Linked DNA regions of Homo sapiens: region 2 is linked to region 1. The links are chromatin loops, found by intact Hi-C in ENCODE. Cell type or tissue: mammary epithelial cell. All regions are shown on one strand. Each heading gives the region's core, and the rest is flanking DNA. Links, peaks and the distances in the headings are about the cores only.

Evidence for each region. Peaks named below come from ENCODE experiments on the same cell type or tissue, not always from the same donor. Only the 100,000 strongest peaks of a DNase experiment are listed, where the experiment ranks them.
Region 2: a loop joins it to region 1, with 10 times the contacts of the local background. A loop is called at or near these places in 6 of 110 quality-filtered maps.

Annotation. Positions count from the first base shown.
Region 1 is chr11:361,536-367,999 of GRCh38, reverse strand. No RefSeq gene overlaps it. Among named protein-coding and RNA genes, the nearest start is that of B4GALNT4, 4.7 kb to the left of the region's middle. In mammary epithelial cell, for the core only: a CTCF peak has its summit at 3,374; a DNase peak (open chromatin) is centred at 3,429.
Region 2 is chr11:515,342-521,805 of GRCh38, reverse strand. It overlaps a transcript of LRRC56 not described here. Among named protein-coding and RNA genes, the nearest start is that of RNH1, 11 kb to the right of the region's middle. In mammary epithelial cell, for the core only: a CTCF peak has its summit at 2,969 (motif pointing right); a DNase peak (open chromatin) is centred at 3,105; H3K4me3 peaks cover 303 bases; H3K27ac peaks cover 384 bases.

The DNA.
Region 1 (6,464 bases), core at 1,185-5,184:
AGCGATCCTCCCACTTCAGGTTCTTGAGGAGCTGGGACTACAGGCATGCATCACCATGCCGGACTAATTTTTTGTATTTTTTTTTTTAACAGATTCAGGGTCTCACCATGTGTCCCGGGCTGGCGTTGAACTCCTGGGCTCAAGTGATCCTCCCGCCTTGGCCTCCCAAAGTGCTGGGATTCCAGGCGTGAGCCACTGTGCCCGGCCAGTGGTGCTCTTTTATGTGTCTCATTCTGTTTCTCCAAGTCCCATATTTTCTATGTGCATCTGTCTGGCTGTGCGTCTAATGCTTTCCCTCTTTCCACTGCATGGCACCCCATCCTAGGCACATTCATCCAGCCAGTGGACGCTACCTAGTATTCTAGTGTCCTGACGAGCCAGGGACTTAGGGGACACAGCAGTGAGCAAGACAGAAAAGGGCCCTCCTTTCATGGAGTTTACATGTTACTAGGCAGGGACAGACCAGTGAACGCATAGTCGCTTTGCTGGTGGTGAGTGACGTGAAGGAGATGAGCTGGGTGATGGAGGGAGGCCGGCTCCCGCTCCAGGGTCGCTCTCTGGGGAGGCAACGGCTGGCCTGACCCGTAAACAGGTTCTTAGAAGGCAAGTGTTGGCAATGTCGGGAGAGACGTGTTTGGGACACTTCATGGGTCCACAGTCAGAGGGTGTCCCCTGTGGATCCAAAGCATAGTAGGTACAATTGAGGGGCGAGCTGGGATCTGCCGGACGCAGATGCTCCATATGCTACCACATCCGTCTCGGCCCCTTCTGGAGAAGAACGGCCACCGCCTCACTTCGGTGTGACCCAGCCACAGAGGAGAAGGTTCTGGGAAATGGGTCTCCAGCTTAGAATAAGAGAACAACCTGGCCGGGCGCGGTGGCTCACGCCTGTAATCCCAGCACTTTGGGAGGCCGAGGCGGGCGGATCACGAGGTCAGGAGATCGAGACCATCCTGGCTAACACGGTGAAACCCTGTCTGTACTGAAAATACAAAAAATTAGCCGGGCGTGGCGGCGGGCGCCTGTAGTCCCAGCTACTCGGAGGCTGAGGCAGGAGAATGGCGTGAACCCGGGAGGCGGAGCTTGCAGTGAGCCGAGATCGCGCCACTGCACTCCAGCCTGGGTGACAGAGCGAGACTCGGTCTCAAAAAAAAAAAAGAGAGAACAACCTGGCAGGTTCCTCCTCTTGACAACTCAGCACAGACGCACACTTCTTTTAAAAAACACATTTAACTTCCAAATAAAGCAAAAAACAAAGTCATGCTTCTACGTAACATGATGCAAATATTCCAACCAGAAGGGACTGAACAAAAGGTTCGTGTCATGTTATCCACATTTGAGAAGACGATCCTCGTTCTTCTAGTTTCTCTAAGAGCGTTTAACACTTGACACTGCAAAGTGCATGTTGGGGGTTGGATGACACAAATACTGAGATGAAATGTAAAGTTAACTGTTGTTAACGCATTTTATGCAGCTAGGAGGGCAATGGAAGAGGAAAAAAGCAGGAAGAACGGATAATGTCAGTACAAGTGTGACTTGTGTGAGGATAAGAAGTACTCACTTCTACGGTCACCAGGTCGTGGCTGGTACAGTCTTTATGGCCACGCTCTTCCGTCACTCCTGCGTGGTCCCTTTGCCCTCTGCAAGCACCTCTGCTGGTCGTGGTTCACTGTCTGGTGGGGTGACCCAAACGTTCCTTCCCAAAAGGCCTATGCTGTTAGCAGTTTTGCCTTATGGGGTGGTTCTGGTTTTCCAGTGGTGTTTTCTGCAAGGCTTAGAGGAGCTACGTGATATTACAGACGATCTCCTGCCTCCCAAATTTCTCCCCCTTAGCCCCATTCTGTGATCAGGTTCCAAGTTCCCCTTGTTGGGCTCAGTCAGCCGGACCAGCACAGGGACCCTCTTCTTTGTCGACCCCCTGGTGTGAGGAACCGGCGTCCAGGTGGGCAGTCTCAGCTTCCTGCGTAACGTGTCCCCTGGTGGAAACACTCCAGGGCTTTCCCAGGACCGAGGGGATTCCTAGGACATGGAACTTTCCGTTTTAAACCTGGGAAAGTCGGCTGGGCGCGGTGGCTCACGCCTGTAATCTCAGCACTTTGGGACGCTGAGGCAGGTGGATTACCTGAGGTTGGAAGTTCGAGACCAGCCTAACCAACATGGAGAAACCCCGTCTCTACTAAAAATAAAAAATTAGCTGGGCATGGTGGTGCATGCCTGCAATCCCAGCTACTAGGAAGGCTGAGGCAGGAGAATTGCTTGAACCCAGGAGGCGGAGGTTGTGGTGAGCCGAGATCGTGCCATTGCACTCCAGCCTGGGCAACAAGAGCAAAACTGAGCCTCAAAAAAATAAAAAATAAAAAAATGAAAATAAGACCGGCAAAGTCTTAAGCAAACTGGGATGAGTTGGTCCCTGGGAATCTGAGGCCTCTAGACCAACAGCGTGCAACACTGCAGGGGGCAAAACTTTCACTTGTGGCTCACTGGGGATTAACGACAATGGGAAGAAGTTGGGGTTTCCACTCCTCCACGCCTGGACCAGTGAGCCCCGGCTTTGGGAAAAGCCAGAGATTAAGTGCTGATTCAGTGGATCCGCTGCATCCAGAGGACCCCAGATCCACAGCATTGTCACTCAGCTGGTGCCAAAACTGAGCCTCCCAAAGGCCATTCCATCAGGAACACGGCGAGATCTGTGGGTTCCAGGAGCACCGGCCGGTTGCTGTCCCCAGGACAATGGCGATGCCGCCATGAGGAGCACCCCGTGGGTGGACGAGGAGCTCTGAATGTGTGGGGTGGTGGTTTGGGCAGAGGCATTGAGGGCACTGACCATCCACAGCTGGGGTGGGAGCCCATCCTGCTGGGACAAGCATCCTCCATGGTGGAGGAAGGGGCCAGTGTTGGTCTCCGCTGTTGGCTGCGCGGTGCCCAGGGTAATCCGCTTCCCACTGCTACAGCCACTTGGCCCGACTCAGGACAAGGGGAGCTGGGGAAAGAGGCTGCCTGATGCGCACAAATGGGTCATTTTGTCCGTCTGACTATTAGGGTCCCTCCTCTGCTGAGACAGGTCTTTGCACACAAATTCTTTATGCTCTGCCCACCCCAAGAGGTCTGTCTACATACCTTCACCCCGACCGTTTCATCTCTAACTTTGTAATCGTGCCCCTCCAAGTGCCTGGCCATCAGCTAGACGGTCGGCCGTGGCCGGGGCGTCCACGGAACTCTGCCTCCTCCTCCATCCTGCTTGCTGCTCGGCCCTGCGAGGACCTGCCTTTGCACCTGTCGTGCAGGCCTGGCCTCCCACACCCAGGTGAGGACCTGCCTTTGCACCTGTCGTGCAGGCCTGGCCTCCCACACCCAGGTGGCGCTGCCGTGCTGGGGCGCCCACTTCGGGGTGGTGCCAGCTTATTAGGCAGAGCCATCTGTGACCAGGGCTGCATTGTGCTTTCTGAGTCATCTGGTCCGAGGGAACGCCTCACGACCCAGTGGTGTATTTCAGAGAGATGAGGCAGAGTGAGGGGAGCTGCCTGTTCATGCCTGTTCAGGACCCACCTCCTCCACTGGCTTCCCAGGGCCCCCAGGACCTGTTTGAGCTGACCACGTGTAGACCACTTCCGTCGGTGGCATCTGCTGTGCACACCCAGCCCTGAGGCTGGTGGGTCCGACCACACCCAGTGCACGATGGCAGCCCAGGCGTTAGAATGTGCCTTTGGGGTTGGGCACGGCGGCTTATGCCTGTAATCTCAACACTTTGGGAGGTGGAGGTGGGAGAGGACGCTTGAGCACAGGAGTTCGAGACCAGCCTTGGCAACACAGGGAGACCCTATCTCTACAAAAAACACAAACATTTGCCAGGTGTGGTGCAAACCTGTAGTCTCAGCTACTCGAGAGGCTGGGGTGGAAGGATTGCTGAGGCCTGGGAGGTCGAGGCTGCAGACCTGTGATTATGCCACCGCACTCCAGACTAGGCAACCAAGCAAGATCCTGTGCAAAAAAAAAAAAAAAAAAAAAAAGAATGTGGCCCTTGGCCCTGCTCAGTATCTGGAGCCTGGTGGGGCCGGGACAGCTCTCCCCAGACGGTGGGGGCCGGGACACCTCTCTCCAGACGGTGGGGCCGGGACAGCTCTCTCCAGACGGTGGGGCCGGGACACCTCTCTCCAGACGGTGGGGCCGGGACACCTCTCTCCAGACGGTGGGGCCGGGACAGCTCTCTCCAGACGGTGGGGCCGGGACACCTCTCTCCAGACGGTGGGGGCCGGGACAGCTCTCTCTCCAGATGGTGGGGGCCGGGACACCTCTCTCTCCGGATGGTGGGGGCCGGGACAGCTCTCTCTCCAGACGGTGGGGCCGGGACAGCTTTCCCCAGACGGTGGGGCCGGGACACCTCTCTCCAGACGGTGGGGCCGGGACAGCTCTCTCTCCAGACGGTGGGGGCCGGGACAGCTCTCTCCAGACGGTGGGAGCCGGGACACCTCTCCCCAGACGGTGGGGCTGGGACAGCTCTCTCCAGACGGTGGGGCCGGGACACCTCTCTGCAGACGGTGGGGCCGGAACAGCTCTCCCCAGACGGTGGGGCCGGGACACCTCTCTCTCCAGACGGTGGGGCCGGGACACCTCTCCCCAGACGGTGGGGCTGGGACACCTCTCTCCAGACGGTGGGGTCGGGACACCTCTCTCCAGACGGTGGGGCTGGGACAGCTCTCTCTCCAGACGGTGGGGGCCGGGACAGCTCTCTCTCCAGACGGTGGGGGCCGGGACAGCTCTCCCCAGACGGTGGGGGCCGGGACCCCTCTCTCCAGACGGTGGGGCCGGGACAGCTCTCTCTCCAGACGGTAGGGCCGGGACAGCTCTCTCCGGATGGTGGGGCCGGGACACCTCTCTCCAGACGGTGGGGGCCGGGAGAGCTCTCTCTCCGGACGGTGGGGGCCGGGACACCTCTCTCCGGATGGCGTGGGCTGCAACAGCTATGTCCAGATGGTGGACCCTGGGACACCTGTCTCCAGATGGTGGCAATGCTTTGCTGAAAGTCAGTGCAGAGGCCAACCAGAGGTCCAGCCAGAAGCTCGACACAGTTCAAGCAGCACTGGATGTGCTTGGCCATGTGGCCCAAGTGGCCGAGCAGCCCATGTGGCACGTGGCCCCTAGCAGGCCTCCTCTGGTCTTGGGTTAAGGGGTTGGAGCAGCACTTCCAAATAGGGCAAAAGTTGCTTCCCAAATAACATGGGACCTACAGCACTAGGCATCGTGCCTCTTTCTTCGTGGAGGAAGGGACTGAGGTAGCCACTTGCCTTGTGCTTGGGAAGGGATGGACCACTGGGTCCCTAGACGTGCCGGAGGTGTGGGCCCCAGGTGTTCGGCTCGCAGATGCTCTAGGGAGGTGTTGAGGGCAGCGGCTACTTTCTGCTCAGCAAGTCCAGACCACACGATGCCCCCCACAGAGCGGGTAGTGTGACGTCCCTGTAAGCGAGGCCGATGACTCTGAGCTGGGAGCTGATGTTCCTGGAGGGAGGGAAGTGAAGGTGAATTGTTGGCCTTGCCTGTTGAAGGCAAAGCATCCCGATGGTCTTCACCCACAGGTGTGGAGACAAAGGCCTTCCCTGATGAATAAGCTGCCCATTGTGGGCGGCAAGCCACCCAGGTGCCGAGGCAAGAGACTGAGGACACGAGCTGTTCCAGTATAATAAAATATAAAATAAAAATAGTTACACCAGATATAGATCTTAGATATGATTATATATGAATATCATTAATCATTAGTTTGTAGCAATTACTCTTTATTCCAATATTATAACAATCCTCGCTCTATAATCATAAACTAGGAAAAACCAGGCCATACAGAGATAGGAGCTGAGGGGACATAGTGAGGAGTGACCAGAAGACAAGAGTGCGAGCCTTCTGTTATGCCCGGACAAGGCCACTAGAGGGCTCCTTGGTCTAGCGGTGATGCCAGCGTCTGGGAAGACGCCCGTTGCCAAGCGGACCGTGGTCTAGCGGTAGCGTAAGTGTCAAGGAAAAACACCCGCTACTTAGCAGACCGGGAAAGGAGGGGCTCCCTTTCCCCGGGGGAGTTTAGAGAAGACTCTGCTCCTCCACCTCTTGTGGAGGGCCTGACTTCAGTCAGACCTGCCCGCAGTTATCCGGAGGCCTAACCGTCTCCCTGTGATGCTGTGCTTCAGCAGTCATGCTCCTAGTCCTCCTTCATGTTCCATCCTGTGCACCTGGCTCTGCCTTCTAGATAGCAGTAGCAAATTAGTGAAAGTACTAAACGTCTCTAATATACAAAAATAATGGCGTAAGCTATCTTTCTCTCTGTCTCCTCTCCCTCTCTGCCTCGGCTGCCAGGCAGGGAAGGGCCCCCTGTCCAGTGGACACGTGACCCACGTGACCTTATCTATCATTGGAGATGACTCACACTCTTTACCCTGCCCCTTCTGCCTTGTATCCAATAAATAACAACGCAGCCAGACATT
Region 2 (6,464 bases), core at 1,357-5,356, 150 kb before region 1:
GTAGCTGGGACTACAGGCGCTCGCCACCACGTCCAGCTAATTTTTTGTATTTTTTAGTAGAGACGGGGTTTCATCGTGTTAGCCAGGATGGTCTCGATCTCCTGACCTCGTGATCTGCCCGCCTCGGTCTCCCAAAGTGCTGGGATTACAGGCGTGAGCCACCTCACCGGGCTGTAATTGTTTTTGAAAATATCTCTTGGCTGGGTGCAGGGGCTCACACCTATAATCCTAGCACTTTGAGAGGTTGAGGTGGGCCAGTTGCTTGAGCTAGGAGTTCAAGGCCAGCCTGGAAAACATGGCAAAATCCCGTCCCTGCCAAAAATACAAAAATTAGCTGGGCACAGTGGTGTGTGCTTGTAGTCGCAGCTTCTCGGGAGGCTGAGGCAGGAGGGTTGCTTGAGCCCAGGTGGTTCAGACTGCAGTGACCTGTGATCATGGCACTGCACTCCAGATGCCTGTCTCAAAACGCACAAAGCAAAGGGTAGGAACAGGCAGAACCAAGCGGAAGTATGCCTGACTAGTACTTGGTGAAATGCCAGCTAGACCCATGGTGAGTTACCATTTCATATTCTCATGACTAGGGTGGGGACAGGGAGGCCTGAGGCAGTCGAACCAGTGGCTAGTGAAGGTCTGGAGCGGGGAGGGAGCCTGTGCCCTGGGGCGGGAGCGTAAATTCTGAGAGCCACCGCTGGGGGGCGATTGGGCCTGGCAGGGCGTCTGCCCCGTGTCTGGGCACACAGAGGTCCGGAGTACGCTGGCGGTGGCAGTGTTTGCATAAAGTCAGACAAGACGAGAGCATCGGTGAGTAAATGCCGGTGTTCAGGCAGCGGAGTAGTCAACAGCAGCTGAGATGAATAACCGACGCGGTCTCAATATGGACAATTCCCACCCCAATTCTGTTGAATGGAACCAGCAGCTGGCGGGTGGGTGCGCATTGTGCAGCGTTTCCAAATTGTTCAGAGGCGCAGGAAAGGCCCTCGCCATCTGGGAAGGCGTAGGGGTGAGCACGGCCTCAGGGAACAGAAAGGACGGAGACAGAACTCAGGCGGCAGAGGCCTCCAGGAGACCCTGGATGGAGGGGAGAGGGCGACTCGGGGGGCTCTGAGCATGTGTTTAAGGGGAGAGGTCAGGCATGGGGCTCATTATTTTTAAAAAACCTGTTTGTATGTTTGAAATATTCAATACTAGGCCGGGCGCGGTGGCTCATGCCTGTAACGCCAGGACTTTGGGAGGCTGAGGTGGGCGGATCATTTGAGGCCAGGAGTTTGAGACCAGCCTGGCCAACATGATGAAACCCCGTCCCTACTGAAAATACAAAAAAATGAGCCGGACGTGGTGGCGCACGTAATCCCAGCTACTCGGGAGGCTGAGGCAGGAGAATCACTGGAACCCGGGAGGCGGAGGTTGCAGAGAGCCGAGATCGCACCATTGCACTCCAGCCTGGGCGACAGAGCGAGATTCCCCATAAAAAAAAAAAATCAGTAATAAAGCTCACCTGTGTATCAGGCCGCGTTCTAATAAAGCTCACCTGTGTATCAGGCCGCGTTCTAATAAAGCTCACCTGTGTATCAGGCCGCGTTCTAATAAAGCTCACCTGTGTATCAGGCCGCGTTCTAATAAAGCTCACCTGTGTATCAGGCCGCGTTCTAATAAAGCTCACCTGTGTATCAGGCCGCGTTCTAATAAAGCTCACCTGTGTATCAGGCCGCGTTCTAATAAAGCTCACCTGTGTATCAGGCCGCGTTCTAATAAAGCTCACCTGTGTATCAGGCCGCGTTCTAATAAAGCTCACCTGTGTATCAGGCCGCGTTCTAATAAAGCTCACCTGTGTATCAGGCCGCGTTCTAATAAAGCTCACCTGTGTATCAGGCCGCGTTCTAATAAAGCTCACCTGTGTATCAGGCCGCGTTCTAATAAAGCTCACCTGTGTATCAGGCCGCGTTCTAATAAAGCTCACCTGTGTATCAGGCCGCGTTCTAATAAAGCTCACCTGTGTATCAGGCCGCGTTCTAATAAAGCTCACCTGTGTATCAGGCCGCGTTCTAATAAAGCTCACCTGTGTATCAGGCCGCGTTCTAATAAAGCTCACCTGTGTATCAGGCCGCGTTCTAATAAAGCTCACCTGTGTATCAGGCCGCGTTCTAATAAAGCTCACCTGTGTATCAGGCCGCGTTCTAATAAAGCTCACCTGTGTATCAGGCCGCGTTCTAATAAAGCTCACCTGTGTATCAGGCCGCGTTCTAATAAAGCTCACCTGTGTATCAGGCCGCGTTCTAATAAAGCTCACCTGTGTATCAGGCCGCGTTCTAATAAAGCTCACCTGTGTATCAGGCCGCGTTCTAATAAAGCTCACCTGTGTATCAGGCCGCGTTCTAATAAAGCTCACCTGTGTATCAGCCCGCGTTCTAATAAAGCTCACCTGTGTATCAGCCCGCGTTCTAATAAAGCTCACCTGTGTATCAGCCCGCGTTCTAATAAAGCTCACCTGTGTATCAGCCCGCGTTCTAATAAAGCTCACCTGTGTATCAGCCCGCGTTCTAATAAAGCTCACCTGTGTATCAGGCCACGTTCCTTTAGGAAGAAACACGGAGATCTAAGGAATGCGCGCGGCTCAGGGGTGAACTGCGGGTGATTTTCCCTCTTCTTATTTGTACTTGTATGTTCTGAAAATGTCGTCTAGCTTTTGGGTAGTTCTTACCTGAGAAAAGCCAGACAGCAGGTTTTTGGCGGAAGGACCGGTTTGCACAGCGGACACACGGGAGCTGCCCTCGCGGCTTTCGGAGAAGCCTCCCCCGTGCGGCGCCTCGCGCGCCCTCGTAAGCGCGCCGCGTCTTGGGGCCGCAAGTTCCCCTCGGTTTGGGGGCGGGGTTTCCAGGTCACGTGACCGGGAGACACGCCCCCCCGCCCCGGTCCCTCAGAGCGGCCGGCAGAGGGCGCCCGAGTCCCGGCCTCGCTCGCGCGTTCGGGGCGGCTCCTTCCTCGCGCGCCGCCGGCCACATCCAGGAGGGGGCGCCGCGAGTCCTCTCCGGCGGCCCCGTCGTGGGCAGCCCGGGGCCGGCTCCTGGGCGTCCGGTTCCGCGCTGGCTGCGTTTCCTGCCCCACCTGCTGGTGTCGGCTCGTGCGTGCCTCCTCCCCTGGGTTATGGGAATGGAATACGGTCTCCAAGTAATAAAGTGAACAGGCGGCCGGGCAGGGTGACTCACGTCTGTAATCCCAGCACTTTGGGAGGCGGAGGCGGCCGGATCACGAAGTCAGGAGTTGGAGACCAGCCTGGCCAAATGAAACCCCATCTCTACCAACAATACAAAAAAAATTTAAAAAGCTGACCTGGCGCGGTGGCTCACGCCTGTAATCCCAAGCACTTTGCGAGGCCGAGGCGGGTGGATCACGAGGTCAGGAGATCGAGACCATCCTGGCTAACACCATGAAACCCCGTCTCTACCAGAAATACAAAAAATTAGCTGGGCGTGGTGGCGGGCACCTGTAGTCCCAGCTACTCCTAAGGCTGAGGCAGGAGAATGGCGTGAACCCGGGAGGCGGAGCTTGCAGTGAGCTGAGATGGGCCACTGCACTCCAGCCTAGGCGACAGAGCGAGACTCCATCTCAAAAAAAAAAAAATTTTATTATTATTATTTTTTATTTATTGATCATTCTTGGGTGTTTCTCAGAGAGGGGGATGTGGCAGGGTCATAGGATAATAGTGGAGAGAAGGTCAGCAGATAAACACGTGAACAAAGGTCTCTGGTTTTCCTAGGCAGAGGTCCCTGCGGCCTTCCGCAGTGTTTGTGTCCCTGGGTAGTTGAGATTAGGGAATGGTGATGACTCTTAACGAGCATGCTGCCTCCAAGCATCTGTTTAACAAAGCACATCTGGCACCGCCCTTAATCCATTTAACCCTGAGTTGACACAGCACGTTTCAGAGAGCACGGGGTTGGGGGTAAGGTTATAGATTAACAGCATCCCAAGACAGAAGAATTTTTCTTAGTACAGAACAAAACGGAGTCTCCTATGTCTACTTCTTTCTACACAGACACAGTAACAATCTGACCTCTCTTTCTTTTCCCCACATTTCCCCCTTTTCTTTTTGACAAAACTGCCACTGTCATCATGGCCCGTTCTCGATGGTCGCTGTCTCTTTGGAGCTGTTGGGTACACTTCCCAGACGGGGCGGCCTGGCAGAGGCACTCCTCACCTCCCAGACGGGGTGGCCGGGCAGAGGTGCTCCTCACCCCCCAGATGGGACGGCCGGGCAGAGGCGCCCACTTCCCAGACGGGGCAGTCGGGCAGAGGCGCTCCCCACCTTCCAGATAAGGCGGTGGCTGGGCAGAGGTGCCCCTCACTTCCCAGGTGGGGCGGTCGGGCAGAGGCACCCCTCAACTCCCAGACGGGGCAGCCAGGCAGAGGCGCCCCCCACCTCCCAGACGGGGCAGCTGGGCAGAGGCGCCCACTTCCCAGACCGGGCGGCCGGGCAGAGGCGCTCCTCACCTCCCAGACGATGGGCGGCCGGGCAGAGATGCTCCTCACCTCCCAGACGGGGTGGCGGCCGGGCAGAGGCTGTAATCTTAGCACTTTGGGAGGCCAAGGCAGGCAGCTGGAAGGTAGAGGTTGTGGCGAGCTGAGATCACGCCACTGCGCTCCAGCCTTGGCAACACTGAGCATTGAGTGAGCAAGACTCCGTCTGCAATCCCAGCACCCCGGGAGGCCGAGGCGGGCAGACCATTGGAGGTCAGGAGCCGGAGACCAGCCCGGTCAACAGGGCAAAACCCCGTCTCCTCCAAAAATACAAAAACCAGTCAGGCGTGGCGGTGCATGCCTGCAATCCCAGGCACTTGGCAGGCCGAGGCAGGAGAACCATGGGAGCCCGGGGCAGGGAGGCTGCAGCAAGCCGAGACCACAGCAGTACAGTCCAGCCTCGGCAACAGAGGGAGACCGAAGGGAGAGGGAGAGGGAGAGGGAGAAAAAAATAATTAAAAAGCTTTATAAGCCTGCTGGATTCTGTCAAATGCCTTTTCTAAGTCTACTGAAATGATGATGTATTTTTGTCTTATTTTATTTATTTAGAGACCAGGTCTCACTATGTTGCTCAGAATCCTCCTGCTTCAGCCTCCCAAAGTGCTGGGATCACAGATGTGAGCCACCACGTCCGGCCGTCTTTTTGTCTTTTAATCTGCTTATATGGTGAATTCCATTGGCTCATATTTCATGTTGAACCAGCCTTGCATTCCTGTGATAAATTTCACTGCGTCATGGTGTGCACTTATATTTGTATTATACATATATGTGTGCTCATGGGCCTGTGTTTCAGTGTGTGGCAATGCTGTGGGCCTACAATCATCAAAACAGCTCTGGAAAACAATGGTCAAGTGAGAGGGCATTCTATGCCTGGCTTCAAGATTTGGGTTTTTTTTTTTTTGAGATGGAGGCTCGCTCTGTCACTCAGGCTGGAGTGCAGTGGTACGATCTCAGCTCACTGCAGCCTCCGCCTCTGGGGCTCAAGTGATTCTTGTACCTCAGCCTCCCGAGTAGCTGGGATTACAGGCGTGTACCACCATGCCTGGCTAGTTTTTGTATTTTTGGTAGAGACGGGTTTCGCCATGTTGGCCAGGCTGGTCTTGAACTCCTGGCCTCAAGTGATCCACCCACCTCGGCCTCCCAAAGTGCTAGGATTACAGGCGTGAACCTTTGCACCTGGCCCAAGATGTGTTATAAAGGTTCAGAAATCCAGACAGTGTGGCATTGGTAACAGGATAGACAAATAGATCAGTGGAACAGAATAGAGGATCGAGAGTAGACCCTCACATACATGCTCAACTGATTTTGAAATAAGTGTAAGCAAATTCAGCAGAGAAAGGAGAATCTTAGCAACAAATGGTACTAGAATGACGGGGCTACACATATGAATGGAAGCTTCAATCTATACATGACAGTACATATATAAATCCATTCAAAATTTACTATTAATTTTTTTGAGATGGAGTCTCACTCTCTCGCCCAGGTTGGAGGGCAGTGGCACAATCTTGACTCACTGCAACCTCTGTCTCCCAGGTTCAAGTGATTCTCCTGCCTCAGCCTCTGGAGTAGCTGGGATTACAGGTGCCCGCCACCACACCTGGCTACTTTTTGTATTTTTAGTAGAGACGGGGTTTCACCATGTTGGCCAGGCTTGTGTCAAACTCCTGACCTCTGGTGATCCACCCGCCTTGGCCTCTCAAAGTGCCAGGATTACAGGTGTGAGCACTGTGCCTGGCCTCAGAACTTATTATAAGCCAAAATGTAAGGCCTACAACTGTAAAATGTGCGTTAAGAATGAAAAGGAGGATGTCAGTGTGACTTGGGTTAGAGAAATGATTCTTAAACACTAAAAGCATGACACATAAAGGAAAACCTGATCCACTGGACATCATGAGAATGAAGGGTGTGTGCATTTTGAAAGGCCCTGAGAAGACAAGCCCAGGCTGGCAGAG